Regions from separate parts of the Homo sapiens genome. Here region 2 is linked to region 1. Evidence: chromatin contacts called from ENCODE Hi-C or POLR2A ChIA-PET data. All regions are on one chromosome and are shown on one strand. Each heading gives the region's core, a stretch centred on a gene start or an enhancer-like site at or near the end of the contact. The rest is flanking DNA. Distances are from core to core; before and after follow the strand shown. Region 1 overlaps RASA1 (RAS p21 protein activator 1). Region 2 overlaps MIR4280HG (MIR4280 host gene).

Region 1 (5,160 bases), core at 1,250-3,749:
TGTGTTTTCTTTTGAGACAGAGTCTTGGTCTGTTACCCAGGCTAGAGTGCAGTGGCGTGATCTCGGCTCACTGCAACCTCCACCTCCCAGGTTCAAGCATTTCTCGTGCCTCAGCCACCCAGCTAGCTGGGATTACAGACATGTGCCACCATGCCCAGCTAATTTTATATATATATATATATATATATATATATATAAAATTTTTTTTTTTTTTAAGTAGAAATGGGGTTTTACCATGTTGGCCAGGCTGGTCTCAAACGCCTGACCTCAAGTGTTCCACCCGCCTTAGCCTCCCAAAGTACTGGGATGACAGGCATGAGCCACAGTGCCCGGCCTATTTGTGCTTATTTTTGTTCTTTTTTTTGCCGTCCTTTTCTTCCTCATAAGTGAAGTTATATCAGTCTGATCATGAAACCTCAACTGGTTACACATGTTTGGTTTTAGATTCTTTATCTTTCAAATATATATATAATTTTCCAGTAAACTTGGAAGAATTCATTTATATTATACATATATTATCACATGGTTCTACATTTTGAATCTCGTCCTTGTTTTTGTTTCCATCATATAATACGTTATCATGGTATCAATTACCAGGTGCATTTTTAATAACAGGTCAGCATTTGAATGGCTTTTATATTTCAGAGACAATACTCAGTATCAAATATATTGTACATTATAACTTTGGAATTCTCCCTTTCCTTTCGGATTTTTCTAGTGAGATGGAGTGGCTTTCTGTTGTCTTTTACAGCCTTCAAAGCTACTGTTTTTAAATTATGCCACAGACCTGATAATATTCTGAAGAGTATTGCTCCTGGAAGACTGCAGTGGAGAATATTGTTTTTTCCTATTAATTCTCTTACCTGCCTATTCTGGCAACCAAATCTTGATCCATAGAAGTAAAACATACTGAGTAGAGGTGGGAAAAGTTGAGGAAATGGTGTGATACAGTCCATACTCATAGTCATATAGTTATTTAGTGAAAGAGCTAGGATTAGGACTCCTAATTCCTAGATTAGTATTCTGTATTCTACAGTAAAAGAGATATTTACTCCATATAGGCAAACAGTATTCGTACTGAAGCATCTTACTATGATAGTTTTCCTATAAAATTTGTTAGTTACAACTTTTAGTTTGGGTTTCCCTCTCCTTGCTGTACCACCATCTTCTCCATCCTGATTACTTCAAGAAATTGCACTATAGTTGAACTTTTCTTGAGCTCTTGGAATTCTGGATCAAATTTAACAAGATAACCTTTAAAGAAAAGTGAAAATTACTCAATGTATACAGAAAAATAATAATAACAACCCAAACCAGAATAAGGAGACATGACCTCACATCAGTACAAGGGATCAAGGAAAAAGTTAGCAACTCAGTATGAGTGAATAATGTGATGTGGTTGCTAAAAATGAATATAGTAACATTATAAATTAATAGTGGAGTAATTCCACGTCATTTATAAACAATTTTCACTCCAATATGTAGAATAACTTTCATGATGGGCTTTATTAGAGGGTAGTGAATTCTTTGTAGATTGAAAAACCATTTGGACATTGTCTAGTCTGTGAAGATGTTTCGGGCATTCAGTTAGTGGTTAGATTTAAGGAATTTCTCCTTCTAAAATTCTAATTACAGTTCCCCAAACACATTTATACTTTCATGTATTAACTCTAGAATGTATGCTCTCTGAGGGGAGGGATTTTTGTCTCTGATTCACTGATGTATTACCATTGCCTAGAATAGTGTCTGGCATTAGTAGGCATTCAGAAAATGTTTGTTGAGTAAATGAATGTTTCTATGTTTATAGTTTTCCCTCTTCCTTGACATTCTTGCCCTGATAGATTGCCTTGTAAAATTTGATTCATCTTTATGAGCTCAGTTCATATGTCATCCCTGTTTCACAGAGGATTTATGCCTTTCTGGAGTCTCTTAGGCAAAATTGTTTCCTTCTGTATTTCCATAGCACCTTGCTAATTCTGCATTCTGTTACACTGTCTAAAATTAATAATTGTGTAAAACTCTTCTACAAGAGATTAACTCCTTTTGGGCAGTGACACAATGATAATGCTATTCATTTTTATAGTTTTTTTTTTTAAGCCTACTCCCTTGGATATAGTAACATTCAGTGAGTGTTTGATTTTAGTTTGATTAGGTATTTAATGAGTGAGGACCAAATTGTGAGAAGTAAATCCACATGTAGTTAGACCATTTTTCTCCATAATAGTGGAATGAGTAACACTATTGTATCTTAAATCAGAGGAATATAGAATAAAATAAAGTTCAAAACATAGTAAAAGGGGGATGTCTTTTATATTGAAAGTAGAAGTTGATGTTCACTTTTTACGGGCTCAGAATGTCTTACTGAAGAGGTAGCATTTGAGATAGTTCCTTCCCAGATTGGTTAGGTATTTATCTAACAAGTAGAAAGCAAAAAGTGGAAAGTACATTCTAAGAACAAAAAGTACAAGCTACAGTGGTGGGAGATTGGCAAATAGGAAGTTATGTGTGACCATGGTATAGGAACCAAAAAACAATTGGTAGTATGAGACAGGAAATGTAGACTTGAGTCCTGTGGTAAACGACTTCAGTTGCAGAATGAGAAATTTGTAGGCAGTAGAGAGGTGTTTTTTTTTTGTTTGGTTTTTCTTAATGTAGGGCACAGCTGCTGTTGAAACTGATGTATCCAGATTAGAGTGGTGGAGTAGGACATAATTATATTAGTTGGGCTGTTGTTTAAGAAAAGTCGATAAGAGGGCCTGAGTTAGGGTAATGGCAACAAGAAAAGATTAAGAGAGGTTTGGAAAGATATTTACTGAACAGAAACATCTTTTTTTATATAAACATAAATAAGGATAGTGTGGGGATATGTTTGCAGATACGATTTTCATGAATTTTAATAAAAATTGATTAATAGTTAATTATATAAAATACTGTCTTAATGTCTTCCCTTTAGGGCCGGGAAGAAGATCCACATGAAGGAAAAATGTGAGTTTGTGTTAATTATTAAAATGAAAAAAAAAATCTATATTGTAAATTTACTAATTGGAAAACTTTGGCCAAAAAAATTGTTTTTTAAGGTTTTGGACTGACTTAACTTTTAAATTTGGCTTAGGGAACTGATTTCTAAATATTTTCTTAAGGATCTAGTGATAAAGTCTTGTTTTTAAATAAAAGGTAGCTGATAACTAAATATAACTCTTTTTATCACCACACTGAAGACTTTGAATAAACACTACATTTATAACATTATGAATGTCACAATTTGGCACATTTTAAAATTATTCATAGTATTTCTTGGTTATTCATAGTATTTCTTGTTTTATAGCCACATCTTTTATCCCCCCAAAATAACGGTTCTTCACAATTTTAATAAGATTCAGCAAGGTCTTTTTTTTTCATAATCTTCAGACTGATTTTATGTATATGTAAGTTTTCTTTTGAAGATCTGAACCATTAATCCCAATTCTCTCTTACTCACATTTTAATAGACTATTCATCTCCTAATATCTTTTCAGTACAACATTTTTTCTTATCTTTCAGCATTTAGGGATGGAACTTGAGGCTTGCCTCAAGTGTTTGCTTTTTCTGTTTTCTAACCATTAGAATATAAAAACATTCAACTGACTACTCCATTTGCAGTCACCTTGTTTAATGCTTCACCCTTCTGTAAGTGGAATATGTAAGATATATTCTGAGTTCATTTTTATTGTTTCTTGTAGCTACAAAATAGATTCCATTAGTGAGACTGTACCCTGCTGTTTGTATTAGTTTGAAGTCTCCTCTCTACCTATATCAGGAGTTTCAAATTCTTTTTTGTTATTTTTTCTTTTTTTTTTTTTTTGAGACAGAGTCTTGCTCTGTTGCCCAGGCTGGAGTGCAATGGCACGATCTCTGCTCACTGCAACCCCTGCCTCCTGGATTCAAACGATTCTCTGCCTTAGTCTCCTGAGTAGCTGGGACCACCGGCGCACAACACCATGCTAGGCTGGTTATTGTACCTTTAGTAGAGATGCGGTTTTGCCATGTTGGCCAGGCTTGTCTTGAACTCCTGACCTCAAGTAATCTACCAGCCTCGGCCTCCCAAAGTGCTGGAATTACAGGCATGAGCCACTGTGCCCAGCTAGGAGTTGCAAATTCTAATTAATGCTTGGAAGAATCAGACAGACAATGTAAGCAAGTGAAGCGGGTCAAGTATATATATTCCCAGTTTTCTTTAGACACAATAATCTTGATCTTTCTTATTTTCCCTCGTTGCTAGAGATCAAGGTACATGGAACTGTGTCCCTACTGTCAAAAAACAACACTGTACGTGTGGTAATAAATGGCAACTAATATTCACTCACGGTGTTAGGGAAAACTGTGGGAAGTAGAAAACTAGAAAGTGTTTGCCTATTGTAAGGTAATCACTTTGTCTAGTTGTCTAGTTGATATGTGTAGGAATGTGAGTCTAGTGTTGTTAGATCCTTCTGATTTTCAAAAAAAGACCATAAATCTAGGTTTTTTTATTTTAGATAATAGCAATGGAATTTTAAATTTAAAAATATAGGTTAAATGCTAGTAAACATTTAAAGCTACATCAGTTTTCTCATAGTATAAAATATAAATCCCACTTTCACTCGGAAGTCTTTTTATCTGATAGCATTGTCATTCTTCCATTTTTCTTAACTTTATGTAATTTCTTAATTGGGGCATAACTTAAATTTGCATTGTTGGTTTATTTTATGTGTATGTTTGTTCCCTTTAATTTCCTAATATAGGGACTGTCGCAGTACTTTAAATTCTTTAAAGTGTCCTCAGTAACATCTACAAGTAACCTTTGAGATTAAATAGATGGTATAACTTTGGTTGAATTTCTTTCCAGCTCCCTATTTACATGATATGGGCACCAAGTCCTGATGACTTTATCTCTTAAAGTATTTCTTAAATGTTTACCGCCTTCTCAAATCTTAAATAACTACATTCTAGTTCAGGACTTTTTAAATCTCCTGCCAGGATTTGATATAACAGTAACCTCCAAGTTGATCTCCCTTGACTCTTTAGCCTCATCAAATCCTTTTTTCCAGTAGCTGGAATAATCTACCTAGATTGAATCACATTATCCTTAACTGCCAGCAGGTATATGAAAAAATGCTCACCATTCATTACTAATCATCAGATAAA
Region 2 (5,160 bases), core at 1,828-4,327, 240 kb before region 1:
GCATTAGCTTGTATTATTGAGGCACAAGAAAGGCATATCAAATTCATTATGGTGGGCAAAAGAAGATTTCCCAGAGGAACTTTCATTTTAGTTGAATGATCAGGACAAATAAAAGCTGGAGAGCTATTTGTTCAGTGGGAGTGGCAGTGTGCAGGGAAAGCATAAGAGGGAAGAGATCAGCAGGGGGGAATTCTGGGCATGGTAAGCATGGGAAACAACACATTTCAGCCTGACTGACCCATAGGGTATACCCACAAGTGTGTTGTAGGAGAGAAAAAGGAGGAGTCTTATATAAAATTTTATGACTTTAAACTTATGCCAGAACTTAAAGAAAACCATGAAGTATTCTAATATATGTTACAACATGATTAGATTTGCATTTTTGAAAGATTCTACTTTTCAGTAATGTGCAGAAAGAAATACAGAGGGATAAGTCATGAGACAATTAGTACAAAGTGGTTTATCTCAGAAATCCAAGTAAACAGTGATCAAAACCTATAGAAGTAGCAGAAACCATGACAGTATAGTTGGTAAGGGGGCAATTATTAGGAAATACTTATGAGATCAGATGGACACGACTTGGTAAACAACCAGATTGAAAAGTATAAAAGCAGAGGAGTTGGGAATGCTACCTAAGCTTCTCACTTGACCAATAATAATATTTATAACTACCCATACTAAAGCTTGATTTTTTATTTGAAACAGGGTCTCACTCTGCTGCCCAGGCTGGAATGCAGTGGCACAATCATAGCTCACTGTGACCTCCAACCCCTGTGCTCAAACAATCCTCCTGATAGGCTCCCAAAGTGCTGGAATTACAGGCATGAGACACTGTGGCTGGCCTAAAATTTTAACATATGCCAAATAAGTAGAAAAGGTGACATTTGAACACAAGCCTCTATGACTCCAAAGCCTGACAGATAAGTCAGCATTGCCTGCCAATGCCAGACCACTGACATTGCCATATATCAAAATTACAAAAAAGCACTTTGGGGATAAATAACAGAGAGGACAGTTTCACCTTATTCACTTTTTTCACTTTTGCATGTTCTATATGAAGACAAAATCTTAACATAAAATTTCTCACTGTATTTCCAAAATCTCAACTCACTATGGGTGCAAACACTTTCTGATAGAGACATTAGAGGCTTATAAATAGTATATGTCCAGCTCAATTGTGTAAAATCCCATAACAGAGACTTAGATATGCCTGGATGGGGTTAAATGTAAGTGATCGGTTTCAAAAGGCTCTTCTGAAAAATAACAAATATGCTGGTGCCAATGATATTTCATTTTGTTCTCACTTCTTCCCTTGCCTCATCAAGTCTGAATTTCCAGTCATTAGTTACTATGGAATGTGGACTTCTCTCAAATGAGGTTTCAACCTGACACCATCACTATTTCACCTTTCCATAGCTGCAATAATTTCAGGCATCCATATAATAACCAACACTAGAGATGTGTAAATAATCTGCCACAGTCCGTCAGTGATTAGGATTGTTTGTCTAAAAATGTCCTTAGGTCAGCTAGCAGGATGCTGTTCTTCTAACCTCTTCCCATTCTGCTTTTTGTTTTTATGTCATTTGCTCACTTCTCACAGGATGTGAATTTGACTGCAATGTCACAGAACCGTTAAGAACTTTGTAGAATTAAGACCGTACAGCACAGCCCATATTTCATTCATCCTTAATCCTCAAATGAAGTCTGTTAATATTTATAAAAGATGTCTACATTAATGATTCCTTCTTCTTCAAAAGGCAACTTCTCAGTCATAAAAACTTGGTTTACATTTTTTTCCTTATTTTTCCTCAGAGTGACACTATTTATAAGAAAAGAAAAGCTGGTTCATGCCAAGAAGAATGGAGGGAATCCTTGGCTGTCTAAATTTGCTAATCTCATGAAATAGCAAATATTTGAAACCGCTTCAGCTGATCCCCAATTTATCACACCCATGCAGACAAAAATCACTGACATTGAAAGTTATAATCCTGCACAATCTTATAATGCATATTTTGTTCACTAGACTGATAATGAGTTCTTTTTTAAAGTATCACTGATTCAGCCACAAGTCACTGGCTGTCAAAAAATGGCAGATTGCTCTTCTGATAAAGTGACACCATACGAAATACATCTTTGAACATAGGCTGCTTTTTAAATTGTAGAGCTCACACCTAAGGAAGCAATACCATTAATTGGAAAATGTCTTAAGATCACAATGTGTTGCAACAATGGAGTATCCAGTTATGGGTTTTGGACAACAGGAATAAAAGAAAACAATGTTAATTTTCTATTCAGTCCAAACAAACCATTAAGTACTTTGTTAATGTGTTTAATTTTTCTTTCCCCAGTCCAGCAGTAGCACAAATGCTGCCACTCTGAAACTTTCTCTATTGTAGTAAGATTCTTGTTATACAGTTCTCTGGCTTCAGTTCTAACACATTATTTTATTGCCTCCGTTACTTAAATATAATCATTACCACTCTTCCAAAACTGCCATGAGGCCTGCACTGCTTGGAAGGAGAATGAGGGTTTGATTTCCTTTGGGCAGGAGAGGGAAACTGGAGAAATCCTATTTTCTCCAGTTAGACTCACCAACCTGCATGTCCTATATGACAGACAGACTCCTGCTGTAAGGGTCTAGATTCAGACTCTTTCCCCCACATTGCTTGTTTGGGATCTTCATCAGTCCCAAAAGAGGCACACTAAATGTCTTATCCTGAATGTAAAATTTAAGTTGAAGCAAAGAGAAATGAGAAGGATGGTAACATCTACCTCACCAGCCAGACCAGTTGAATATATCCTGGAAATGAACAAGGGGTTAGTGTTGTAGCCAAATCACTTCACATCTCTCTATTTAATCATTTTCAAATGCAATGCTTTAGGATTTACCAATTCTAATTTGAAAACAGCTGTATTCTCCCATCAAAGGTATCTAACTCGAAAATCAATTTTGGTGAGGATTGCTAAATAGCACAGCTTGTGTATTTATCACAGGGCAATAGTAGTAAAACTCATGCACATAAATTGAAATATGGCCATTCTCATTTCTAAAAATACAAGTATTGGGCTGGGCACAGTGACTCACACCTGTAATGCCAGCACCTTGGGAGGCCAAGGCAGGCAGATCACTTGAGGTCAAGAGTTCAAGACCAGCCTGGGCAAAATGGTGAAACCCCATCTACTAAAAATACAAAAATTAGCCAGCATGGTGGTATGCACCTGTAATACCAGCTACTTGGGAGGCTGAGGCAAGAGAGTTGCTTGAATTCGGGGGGCAGAGGTTACAGAGAGCAGAGATAGTGCTACTGCACTCCAGCCTGGGTGACAGAGGAAGACTGTCTCAAAAATTAAAAATACAAGTATTAAATGCGTTCTAGTTATAATACTTTCTATGTTTCAACATTTCTAACTTATCTTTCCTAATTTTATGGTAGAATCCTCTAGACGTTCATAAAGACAAAGATTACCCATGGAATTCCCTCCCAGTGTTTTCCTGGGGGGCTGAAAATGAAAATAAGCAGAATTAAAGTTAATATCTCACGAGTTTCATCTTTTGATGAAGACCCAGCCAGCCGCAAACATTGCTTCTCCCCTCACCCCCATCCCAGTGCCTCCTAATCAGTCAAGGACTCAGTTCAAAGTGTCTAGTTCAAGACAAAAGGGAGTTTGAAACATTTATTCAGAACCAAAATGAATGTATCAAGTTTGGTTTTTGCCAACTGTGCAAATCCTTTTCAGTGCATGCAACATTTATACTGAACCAGCCTAACAGGCAAGGTCCCATGTCAGATCCTGTAGAGGCAATACAATTGAATGTGTAGACAGGAACCTAGATTTAGCAGGGGAATACCCAAGTATGCAAATAACTGCAATAAAATGATATGCAACTTTCAGCTCTCAGGTTAAATATTACTTCTTCAGAAAGGCTCATCTCTTCCTAAATCTAAATGAATCTTCTTTGTTAGCATTTCTCTTATACTTTTGTTTTTCTTCATAACAATTGCCACAATATGTTATTATATATTTACTTCATATTAGTTTGTCTCATATGTCTTCCCCAGTTAAGGGTAAGTTCAAGAAGGCACATTTTTTTTCTCCTTTTTCTCACTGTTACTCAGATTAACACAATGATTGTCACTGTCAAAAGAAAAAATAAGCAAATGAATGCAAAAACTTGATTCAATTAGTGAGAGTGAAGTATAAATAAAATGCAGTTAATTGATTTGGGAAGCCTTAGGAAGATTTCATAAAGGAAGGGAAATTTCTGTAACTAGGATTTCAATATTTGAAAGGAAAGGAAAAGAATGTATCCCCACTGGCTAAAAGAAAACTATAAACAAAAGCAGAAAAGGGGAAAGTGCAAGGCTAGATTCCTAAATGAGCTAATAAATATCACATGCCAGATTTGTTTTTCTATAGCTACTTACCAAAAAGTACATTTTAATTTTAAGATATTTGGGTCTTGATTGTTCCACAAAATCTATACAAGACTCTAAAAGAAGCATTGTTTTTAGCAACTGAAAACACCATGAATAGTAAAATCATTAAAAATAATGCCACCAAAGGAAAAAAATTTCTGATATTTATTAGGACATCATTTAGGACACAAAATGCTATGTCAGTTTTGCCTGCAAAGTAAGAAATTTCCTGCATTTTTGGTTGATGGCAGGTAACCTGAAAGAAATCACAGCATTGGCAAAATAATTGAACATCCATGTGGCATTAAGATTACAATCTAAAAGTATATACACACCAATATATAAAAGAATATTTTGTTAAGAATGGGGACACCTTAGCTTCATAAGAATAATCCATTTGAATTTGTAAGTCTTGATCCAGCTTAGAACTCTGAATCTTATTATCAAACTTCTTAGATGCTTTTTTTCACCCTCTTCTAAAAGAAATTAAAATACCCTATTTCCATCTGGATTACAAAAACAAAAATAATGGCCTTTTCACTAAGTTTAGTGTTAAAATAACAAATTAGTATGAGAACACCATGTGTGCCATTGCTACTAATGTATTTGAAAGCTTCAGAAATTTATCCAGACATATTTACTAAGAAACCATTTATTAAGCAACTACCATGTGCTACATACTGTGCTAGAGCTGGGCATATAGTCATAAATAAGACAACAAGTCTTGTCCTTTTGGATATTA

What was found. Hi-C counts contacts between places; a loop is a spot of excess contacts on that map. ChIA-PET counts read pairs that join two places held with the same protein, here RNA polymerase II (POLR2A). Pooled maps may share reads with other maps.
Region 2: a loop to region 1 is called in a pooled map, with 2.2 times the contacts of the local background. The contact joins two enhancer-like sites. A Hi-C loop is called at or near these places in 1 of 168 maps with a recorded cell type or tissue (GM13976), 23 of 37 single-sample maps with no recorded cell type and 5 of 50 pooled maps. POLR2A ChIA-PET finds 5 or more read pairs at or near these places in 3 of 52 experiments (activated CD4-positive, alpha-beta T cell, activated CD4-positive, alpha-beta memory T cell and naive thymus-derived CD8-positive, alpha-beta T cell).

What each region holds. Positions count from the first base shown.
Region 1 is chr5:87,338,337-87,343,496 of GRCh38, forward strand. RASA1 (RAS p21 protein activator 1) reads left to right here. Exons shown (of 25, transcript NM_002890.3): 6 at 2,954-2,985. It also overlaps a transcript of CCNH not described here. Among named protein-coding and RNA genes, the nearest start is that of CCNH, 72 kb to the right of the region's middle. Within about 2 kb of position 2,500, at least 4 of the 41 ENCODE cell types and tissues checked have a DNase peak (open chromatin) inside an H3K27ac peak, as active enhancers do.
Region 2 is chr5:87,099,999-87,105,158 of GRCh38, forward strand. The region is part of intron 1 of MIR4280HG (MIR4280 host gene); the gene reads right to left. It also overlaps the pseudogene RN7SKP34. Among named protein-coding and RNA genes, the nearest start is that of MIR4280, 12 kb to the right of the region's middle. RefSeq lists a silencer at 1,920-2,120. Within about 2 kb of position 3,078, at least 2 of the 41 ENCODE cell types and tissues checked have a DNase peak (open chromatin) inside an H3K27ac peak, as active enhancers do.